Linked DNA regions of Mus musculus: regions 2 and 3 are each linked to region 1. A link is a contact called in ENCODE Hi-C or POLR2A ChIA-PET data. All regions are on one chromosome and are shown on one strand. The core of a region is the stretch at or near the end of the contact, and the rest is flanking DNA. Distances in the headings are between cores, read along the strand shown. Region 1 holds the start of Rufy2 (RUN and FYVE domain-containing 2). Region 2 holds the start of Hnrnph3 (heterogeneous nuclear ribonucleoprotein H3). Region 3 holds the start of Dna2 (DNA replication helicase/nuclease 2).

Region 1 (3,252 bases), core at 447-2,946:
CACACACACACACATACACACCTTTATTTCAAAATCAGGCAGTGGTGGCTTGCATCTTTAATCCTAGCACTTGAGTTAGAGGCTAGTCTAGTCTACAGAGTGAGGACAGCCAGGCCCACATATTAAAACTGTCTCAAAAAAAAAAAAAATCAAAATACACTAGCAACAAAATAAAAGGTAAAGTTATCAGATTCCAGAATCTCCCAGAACAAACATCACAGGGAAAACAACAACAACAGAAAAAAAAAAAAAAAATCAAAATATTTTGACAAACCCAAGGTAGTCTTCTGTGCCTTTGACCTAAGCAACTAGGAGATTGGTTCCAGGCCGGCCAGGGTTACACAGTAAGACCCTGTCTCGAAAAAAACACAACTCCCAGGTCAAAAGAAAAGAAAAAAAAAAAAAAAAAGGAAAGAAAAAAATTCTAGTACGGGCTGGAAAGAGGTTAATTCCCCATACCTGTGGTAAGCGCTTAACTCCAACTCCAGGGAGACCCGACGCCTCTGGAGGCCCCTACACTCAGGTACACACTCATTAAAAATAAAAATAATTTTTTTTAAACCAGCTGTTCCCCCAACACTCTAAACACTGCCGAGTGGCACAAATATTTTTCTGCGAAGATAGCAAAAGAGATGTGAAAACCAAACCTAACATTTATTAATCTCCAGAGAACTCTGCCATGTAGCTGTTTCTGTAGTCCCAGCGTCTGTGATTCTTGGGTCCAGCCTGGTCTAAACAGAGTGTTCTGAGGCAGCCAATGCTATATAGAGAGACCTGTCTCAAAAACAACCTTCAAGTAAATGACAAACCCAGGTGGTCAGTGCGTTCACAATTTAGTGGCCCACTCAAAACAAAACAAAACAGCTGGGCGTGGTGCGACACACTTTAATTCCAGAATTTGGGAGGCAGAGGCAGGAGGGAATCTCTGAGTTCGAGTCCAGCCTGGTCTACATAGCTAGCTCCTGGACAGCCAGGACTATGCAGTGAGAACCCGTTTCGAATAACAAAACAAGAGTCCCCTTGCTCTGGCACTTGGCTATGGTTTGCATCCCAGCTCTCTTAGGCTGACTTCCTCCGCAATCTGAAACAGCCCGGCTGGGTGATGAAGGATATGGCCACATCTTTTCCTCCACTCTCCGTCGAGGTGTGATTCCCTCCGTCCACCCCCGCTCCCGAAGTGAAACCACCTGACGTTTAATAATCGGCAGAATTCTCTTTTTAAGAGTGTTCATCACAACCTGTAACCTGCACCGGAGGAGCCTAGGACAGCGGCTGTGCAGCAGCGACCGCAGGTGGGGCTCCTCGGCAGTCCCTAGAGGCGGCCCCGCTCCCTCTGCGCCCCCAGCCTGCAAGGGGGCCCCGCGGAGCGCGCTCCTGGCACTACACCGCTCCCCTCCCCAGCCTTCCGCCCTGCATCCGCGTGACTGGGAAGCCATCCCTGTCCCTGGACGCCCTGGTCCCCGCCCGTCCGCCGACCCCAGCCGCCAGGCCCCAGGGCGGGCGGGGCGCAGGGATGCGGGCGGGCGGACGTTGCCATGGAGACCCCGGGAGCCCCCGGTTCCCGGGTGACTGCGTGACCCAAGCGAAGGATGGTGACCCCGGCTGCTGCCCTTACCCATGGCGGCGGTGCGTGCGGGACACGGGCTCGCGGAGCGGGTCAGCAGCTCCCCGCAGGCGCGCGGCGGCCACCGCGTCTGGCCCGGCTCGGCGCTGCCACAGCGCCCCTGGCGGCGGGAGGACGCCACGGCCGCGTGAAGCTGGTCCCCGCCGATCACCCCCACCCCCACCCCAACCCCCATTTGACCAACCCTGACAGCGTCAGAGAAAGAGGCGTGACGGGGACCTGGGGCACAGCGCCAAGGGAGGATGTAGATGCGGGCCTCAAGCTACCTGTCAAGGTTTCATCCTTGCAGGCTGGATGGGTTTAAGGAACACACCGGCCGACTCGGAGCTAGCCGACAGATTTTAGAAAACCTCACACAATTAGCAGAGCCGGCGGCTTGTAATGCCAGCATTTGAGAGATGGGAGTTAGATGGATCCGTAGTTGAAGACCAGGCTCACTTACATAATGGATTTGAAGCTCGCCTAGTCTCAAAGGAAGACACTAAATCCAGCTGCTAACCCCAGCACTCAACAGGAGTGGACGCAGGAGGACTGCTAGGACCTTGAGGTTACTCTGAGCTACCTAACAAGTGCCAGGTCGTCTAAGGATAGCTACAAAACCCCTGTTGCATGTAACAAAATGTGATACTTTGTAAGTGGGTATGGTGGACCTAGAAAATACCAACTCTTAGGAGTTGGAGGAAAGACACAAGACCCCAGTTCCATGTAACAAAATGTGATACTTTGTAAGCGGGTATGGTGGACCTAGAAAATACCAACTCTTAGGAGTTGGAGGAAAGACCTAGAGTGTTTGTTGCTTAAAAAAAAAAAAAAAATCCTTTCCTTAGTGAGGTGTAAACAACGTCTACCAAATGCTTCCAAAATTCTGAGGACACACCAAAAATGATTAACACCGTTCCCGCTGAAGAAGCAGTGAGTTATGGGGGATACTGGGGAGGACTTCGAAATCCCTCTAGGAATGATGACTCCTTCCTGGCTGCAGATAGTCACCCCTCCACTAGCCCCTCCCTTCCTATATGTTAGTTCCTCCCTAAGGCCATTTGCAGTTAGGGTAGAATTGCATACAACAGCTTGCAAGAGAAAGACTGGTTGTTCCTGTGAAGGTCCCATGACCCTCCCTCCCTGCCCTCCTATGAGGGAATTCAAGTCAACTTGCCCAGCTGTGATCTTTTGCAAGCAGATGTAGGCCAGTTTGCTGAAAACAGTGGTAGTTTTGACTCAGTCCTGTACAACACAGTTCAAGATCATTCTCCCAGACATTCGAGATTTCAAGGCCAGCCTGGGTTATACAGGGCTGTCTTTTAAAAAATGCACAGGCACACACACACACATGAATGCTTCCTCCTGCCTTTCAACTTGCCATAGATAAAACTTGCAACAGGCACCTGGGTGTGCTGCCTGTCATATACCTATAACCCCGGGATCCACCCTTCAGGCAAAAGCAAGCAGATCTTGATTCCGGAGCTAATAAACCCATCTCAAAAACTTAAACCACCAAAAGTGGGTAGACAGATGCAAGTCACAATGTTAACTCAACACTCTGGTTTAGAATGTTAAGAGATAGTTGCCTGAATCCAGCTGTCTCGGGACCAACGTCCATTCTGCTGGCAGAGTCAAAACTGAGTTCA
Region 2 (3,252 bases), core at 249-2,748, 44 kb before region 1:
TAACTTGTCACCACATAAAAGAGTTTAGTGTTATCAAGTGTAATTATTTTCACTCTTGTGGGACTAGGGACTGCATCTGTGAAATACCACTTTGTAAGGCTATGGAGACACAGAGGGTCAGGAGTTCAAGGACATCCTTGGCTACCCAAGAACAAAGACAAGGAACTGCTTACCATGCCATTTCAGGAAGTACTTAATAAACCTGAGCTATGACGGCTTCTAGAACATACTTTGATTTTCCTGTCTGTAAGTATAAGCACACTGCGCCCCCCCCCCCTTCTCTGAAGGATATTTTGGGCTATAAAATCAGTAGAGTACTAAAGACTTTCAAGTAGGTTTGAAGATGAATTAAAGCCGTGAAATACAAGTTTCCATACAAGAAAGTCATTGGCCTCTTGGCTCTAGTATAAACATAAATAAAAATTCATAGTAAATCAAATCCAACCTTCCACACTGCCACTACTCCACTCCACATGGACTTCCCAGTGTTTGTAGCACAAAGAAATCTTTGGATGCACACTGAAGGGTGATTCCAACCCAGCCCCATCCACGTTCACAGCCTTAGTCTGTCCAGCCCGGCCTCTTTTCGCCCTCTGCTGTCCGTACCCACCTTAATTAGCTTTGCTCTCCCAAGTCTCTCAACACCAGGGTGGCCCTCCACCTTCCCACAGCCTTTCCATGTGCAATTTGTGTTACAACTTTAAAAAAGCCATAAACGGGTCGGGAGCAATCTTGGTAGCACGACAGAACCTCCACATGCGGTTTTTTTAGGTGTCTCCTGCGAGCACAATTTTTAGGAATACCAAACTCTTACTTAGATAAAGTCTATTGCCGTGAACCACAGACCCGTCACCCGGGTTTAATGGAGAGAAAAACCGAACCTGGCAGGTAGGAAACCAATCAAGGCGCCAAGGCTGCCTACGCAGGGGAACAAAGGGGATGCCCCAGGCTAGGACGGGAATCCTGCTGGGTTTAGACGCTTTGTATCTTCGCAGGCGCAACATTCATCTTTTTTTCTGATTGCATAATGCAAATATGGTGGACCAGCAAAGCCGTCCCCGGGTTGGGGGGCGGGGTGACAGAAACCACGTGGCTCCTTCCGCGCGGGGGCCTTTGTGGGATCTATTCCCAGTGGAGCAGATAAGAAACTTAGCAAACCGCGTGACCACGGCTCCTCAGAGGCCCGTGGGGAGGGACAAACGTGAGCTCCGGGGTTCAGAGGGTTGGTCGGTCGGCGGGAGCCAACGGAGTCCGCCACAGCCCACTCGCTGCGACTCCACGCCCACCACGGTGGCAACCGGGCAGGTCCCGAGTGCGCAGGTGCGCTGCGCCCCGCCCCCTGGGAGACCACGCTGTCACTCAAGTATCGCGAGAGCAGCGCGGCAGAGAGGGGGTGGGCCTGGGCAGTCGGCCCTGCCCCCTCCCTCTCTCTCGCCCCCCTCCCATCCCCCCTCGGCAGTCGCTCGGCTGCGCAGCTCCTAGAGCGGTTGGCGCGGCGGGAGACGGTTGAGGGGAGCGAGGGAGCCGAACCGTTGTGGCGAGCGCTCAGCAGCGGGCGAGCCAGGCGTCCCTGCCCGCGACCAGACCCGCGCGAGCGTCGGTGTAGGCGTTGCTTACGCCCCACAGGGTATCTGAAGTAGAAGGGGGGGTAGGTTGGGCCGGCGGTGCCGACAGCGGAGTCGGGAGAAGGACGAAGAGCCCGGGAGCGGGTGAGGGAACGCGGAGTGGCCGCTCGCTCGCTCTCCCCCGCCGCTCGGCTGCCGCCATCTTGGGGGCCGGTAGCGGTCGGGTCGCCTTCCCGCCTTTCCCCCGCTCGGGCTACTTTGTCGCCTCCGGCTTACGGGAAAGTGTCCGGCAGGAGAGAGTGCGGGCGGGAGATCCGAGCTCTCCGGTAGGGATGAGGGTGGGGAGCTCAGCGAGCCGGGAAAGCGGGACGCGCTCCGGGTGGAAATGGCGCTCGGCGGGCCCGGCCACCCACCGGGGCCTCCGGTGCTCTCGAAGGGACTACCTGGGGCCGGCGGGGCTGCGAGGGGCTGCTGACGCAGACTCCAGGGTTGAGACAGGGGGAGCTGGGGGCGGGGGAAGGAGAAGCCAGTGACGACGAGGGCGCTCCGATGCCAGATGCAGGACAAAGGCGGCCGCGGTCCTCCTTTGTAATTCCGCCGCTCGGTTGCGATGGCCTTGGCCGGGGGCCGGAGGCGGACTGTCCCCTATCTCCCGGGTCTCTAGGGCGAGCTGGGCAAACGGAAAATCTCCGGGAGGAGGCAAAGGACGCTTAGCCGACCTTTTAGTCCCTATTTGGAACTGCGGAGAGAGTCCGTTGCGCATCTCCAAAGAATTACCACCCACCTACCCCATGTCCCCCTCTTAGGTGTCGACCAAGACTTTTCATTTTGGAAGAGAAGTGCATGGCTTTTCTAATAGGAATAGTGCAAAGTGGGTGTGTTTCAAACAGGTCCGGGCCAGGTGAACTGCGAAGGTGCTGCGTTTAGGCAAGGGTGGAGAGTTAAGTTGTGTTTGGGGTAGTTAACTCTCCAGGAGTTGTGTTTTGTGTCGTTTTGTAATTAAGGCCGAAAGCCCAGTGCATTTCGTTTCATTTGATGGCTGAGCATGTTTAAAACTTGTATCGAACTGTGGTGTTTTGAAGCCGAAATAGGTCTCTTAAAGTGGAAGCCGAATCGCGTACCTAGTTGACGCGTTTTGGGTCCTTAAATTGGAAGCCGAATCGCGTACCTAGTTGACGCGTTTTGGGTCCTTAAATTGGAACTGTCATTAATTTTCATTGAAAATGGGTTAAAAAGGAAAAAAAAAAAAAAGCACATTTGGGCCTGAAAGTTAACTTGCTCATGAGTAATGGGAAAACTGTTAACGTACATTCCAATATTTAAAACAAAAGCTGGATAAAACGCCCAATCGTATTTTGTGAGTTCCAGGGCTATAGAGCAAGAATCCGTCTCAAAACGAAAAAAAAAAATCTCCAAGAAACAGATTACCACCTAGAAAAAGGAGGGTTTTTGGTTTTTTTGTGGCTTTTTTTTTTTGTTGTGTTTTGGTTTTGTTTTTCCTTAGACAGGGTTTCACTGTATAACCCTGGCTGTCCTGGAACTCATGTCACCAGGCTGGCCTCAAACTCAGAAATTTACCTGCTTCTGCCTCCCAAGTGCTGGGATTAAAGGCGTGCACCACCACGCCCGGCCAAAAAAGGAGATTCTTCATGGACTTTGGAAATGCAGAGGGTTCAGATCTACTATA
Region 3 (3,252 bases), core at 340-2,839, 33 kb after region 1:
GGTGGCTACCATAGCTCCTGAAAGCACAAGACGGTAATTTTGTAAGTTTCTGCCTTTGTACTTGATACATGGTTACATATATTCTGATCAGTATTCAAACTAGAAGGCAGTAATGGTTAGAACTGGGGAGGGGTACGGGTTAGGGTCAGTCTACAAACAGGAGAATGCCCACCAGTTTGGCCAACTCTCACCAATACCTGGACTAGACATTAATCAGCCTGTGTGGCTTTTTCTTGGGCCTCCAGGGCCCACTCCTACCTCCTAACCACACAAGGTTAGCCTGGTCTACAAAATGAGACCCTGTATAAAACAACAGCAACAAAACAAACACTTGGGAAGTGGAAAAAAAGAGGATCAGAGATCAGAAGGTCAAAGCCGTCCTGGGCTGGCTACACATCTCAGCTCGAGGCTAGCCTGGGCTACCTCAAAAACTGGAAAATACCAAAAAGGGCTTCTACCACAGTCGAAAGCAATTAGGAAGTACAACTAAAGAGAGCTAGTCCTGTCCATTTTCCAGATAACTGATATACTGGGCATGCCAAAGTTCAGTGGCATAGCACCTGCTGTGCTGGGCATGACAATGTTCAGTGGCACAGCACCTGCTTGCTGTACCTGGTCCGCCCAACTACTGCTTGAAGGAAAAAAGAGGGACGCGGGAAGCAGCATGAAAGGTTCACTGCAATTGCTGCCAGGAGCTGCCAATCATACTAATCTTTATGGCATTAGAGGGCTTGGACCTACTGTATACCGGGTGTAACACCTCCAGGAGCTCTTAAAAGATATATTGAAGGGATGGCACGAGCGCCAGGAGATGCCTCTAAACTCAGGCACTTGCATATGTACACTTAAGTAAATTTAAAAATAAATAAAAGCCGGGCGTGGTGGCGCACGCCTTTGATCCCAGCACTCCGGAGGCAGAGGCCGGCGGATTTCTGAGTTCGAGGCCAGCCTGGTCTACAAAGTGAGTTCAAGGACAGCCAGGGCTACACAGAGAAACCCTGTCTCAAAAAACCAAAAAAGAGAAAGAAAGAGAGAGAGAGAGAGAGAGAGAGAGAGAGAGAGAGAGAGAGAGAGAGAGAAAGAAAGAAAGAAAGAAAGAAAGAAAGAAAGAAAGAAAGAAAGAAAGAACGAACGAACACTGGGTCGTCTGACTAAAGGCGATTCCTGGCAAGCCTTCAGCCCGGAGTTTGACCCCGACGTCCCACGTGAAAGAAAATAACTAGCACGGGTGCTCCTCCGACCGCCACAAGCGGGTCTTCCGCACATGCAAATAAGACAAAATCAAATCCAAAGTATCAATGACAGGGGTGGGCTGACGTGTGAAAAAGCAGCGGGCTACACCAGCAAGCTCAGGTCCCAATTAAGACTGGCCGACGATCACCCTCCAGCTAACACCCGGGAAAACCGCGCAGGTCCCGCTCGCGCCCGCCGCCCTCCCGCAGGCTCACAGCTCCACCCGCGGCACGGCCTCCGCTCCGCCGTCCTCTTCCAGCAGCAGCAGGTCCAGCTCGTCCAGCGGCTCCATTCCTGCCGAAGCCCGCCGGGAGAGCGGGCAGCCGTAACTCGCGGCGCTAGAGAAGCGCCAGCTCGCTGCGCATGCGCAGCAGGCGCCCCGCGCGCCAGCGGCTCCCGCGCTCTCCGCGCCGGGAAGCACAGCGCCGGACCGGAGGCGCTTTTCCGCCGTCTCCACTCCAGGACCGGATGCCTGCATGAACCTGCTGGGCTGCCGCGCAACTGCACGCGTCTCATAGCAATCCCCCGTCTCGGGCTTTTCAGAGCAGGAGAGCGGGAGATGCAGCTGAATTTCCACTACGAACCTGTCTTGTTGCAGGGATCTGATGCCTCCCACCCTCTGGCCTGGAAAGGCATCCTCATGCACATAGTGCATAGTACTCACAAACACACACACAAACAAAATAAATTTTTTAAAAAGTAAATCTAAGCCGGGCGTGGTGGCGCGCGCCTTTAATCCAAACACTTCAGAGGCAGAGGCAGGCGGATTTCTGAGTTCGAGGCCAGCCTTGGTCTACAGAGTGAGTTCCAGGACAGCCAGGGCTACACAGAGAAACCCTGTCTCAAAAAAACAAACAAACAAACAAAAAAAACCAAGCCATCAAAACAAGGATAAAAAATTACTTTTAATATCATATGGATTCTATAACAGACATAGAAGGCAATTTCTTATTTTAGAAAATATCTTCAGTTCTCTTTATTGATAATATAATTGCGATATTTATTTTATAGATTTAAATTACCTTAAGATTGAATGGAATAATTAGCTACAATGTAGTCCAGAAATTAAAATATACAAAAGAGTTTTATAAACAGACTTATCCCCACTCCTGGTACATTTACAAATCACATGATACATTTTTATTTTTAAAGTAAAGATTATAAAAATGAAACTAATTCATCCAATTTTTTCCAAGATGTGACAAGAAATATTTATATACATGAAAAAATGCAGAAATAACATTTGCAGCTTAATTTTAATGTTTTAAAAATCACATCAGTTCTACAAATAACTACCTCTAGAGAAGGCTTGATGCTTCTACTCCATGGGTCATGCTTACAACAAAAAGTGTTCTAAACACAATGATCAGAATTCTTATATTCTAAACAACCTTTTTAAAATGTAACAATCAAAATGTGGTTTATATTTACGCTTCGGACTATGACACACTAAAATTACATTACATGGAAGAACTTATATCTTGACATAATACCTCAGAAACATTGCTTCATCTAAATTGATGGTCCATTTACATTTCCTAGTACATACCAAGTTATTTTAGACAAGCATCTACAATGCTACTCTCCTTTTAAGGGCAAAGATATTTAATCTTTATCATAACTGCCTCTGGGAAACGCAGTGGCATGATAATCAAAGTTCATGGTAATAGCATTTGAACAAGACCTGGGACTTTCTTCATTTGTTGACAATCTCCTTTCAAATACAACAGTAATTTTATTGAGAAGGAAGGACAACTGGGGATATACCTCAGTGTACAGCTGACTTTCTGATGGGATCTCATCATGCCTGCCATGTACAACGTCCTGGACTCAATCCCCAAAGAGAGTTAGAAAGAAAGAGCGCAAGGAAGGAAGTGCTTCTCAAACCACTAGACGGAAAGGTGTCTTTTTACCCACTGGAGAGAATTCTGAGAAGAAACATAATAAGAACACTACTTTGTTGCTGGCTCTGTTTCACAGACCTTACATTTTCAGTTCTCATTCTGCTACAATAAAAGG

The links. Hi-C counts contacts between places; a loop is a spot of excess contacts on that map. ChIA-PET counts read pairs that join two places held with the same protein, here RNA polymerase II (POLR2A).
Region 2: a loop to region 1 is called in a map of left cerebral cortex, with 9 times the contacts of the local background. The contact joins the promoter of Hnrnph3 here to the promoter of Rufy2 in region 1. A Hi-C loop is called at or near these places in 9 of 37 maps with a recorded cell type or tissue (T-helper 17 cell, gastrocnemius, heart and 2 more). POLR2A ChIA-PET finds 5 or more read pairs at or near these places in 3 of 5 experiments (Patski and embryonic stem cell).
Region 3: a map of heart shows a loop between it and region 1 (6-fold over the local background). The contact joins the promoter of Dna2 here to the promoter of Rufy2 in region 1. A Hi-C loop is called at or near these places in 1 of 37 maps with a recorded cell type or tissue (heart). POLR2A ChIA-PET finds 5 or more read pairs at or near these places in 3 of 5 experiments (Patski and embryonic stem cell).

What each region holds. Positions count from the first base shown.
Region 1 is chr10:62,978,696-62,981,947 of GRCm38, reverse strand. Rufy2 (RUN and FYVE domain-containing 2) reads right to left here and starts at 1,696. Exons shown (of 18, transcript NM_027425.4): 1 at 1,616-1,696. The coding sequence starts at 1,619.
Region 2 is chr10:63,022,095-63,025,346 of GRCm38, reverse strand. Hnrnph3 (heterogeneous nuclear ribonucleoprotein H3) reads left to right here and starts at 1,498. Exons shown (of 10, transcript NM_001079824.1): 1 at 1,498-1,627. Pbld2 (phenazine biosynthesis-like protein domain containing 2) reads right to left here and starts at 835. Exons shown (of 10, transcript NM_026085.2): 1 at 611-835.
Region 3 is chr10:62,945,366-62,948,617 of GRCm38, reverse strand. It overlaps Dna2 (DNA replication helicase/nuclease 2), which reads right to left and starts at 1,589. Exons shown (of 21, transcript NM_177372.3): 1 at 1,449-1,589. The coding sequence starts at 1,525. Slc25a16 (solute carrier family 25 (mitochondrial carrier, Graves disease autoantigen), member 16) reads right to left here. Exons shown (of 9, transcript NM_175194.2): 9 at 2,124-3,252.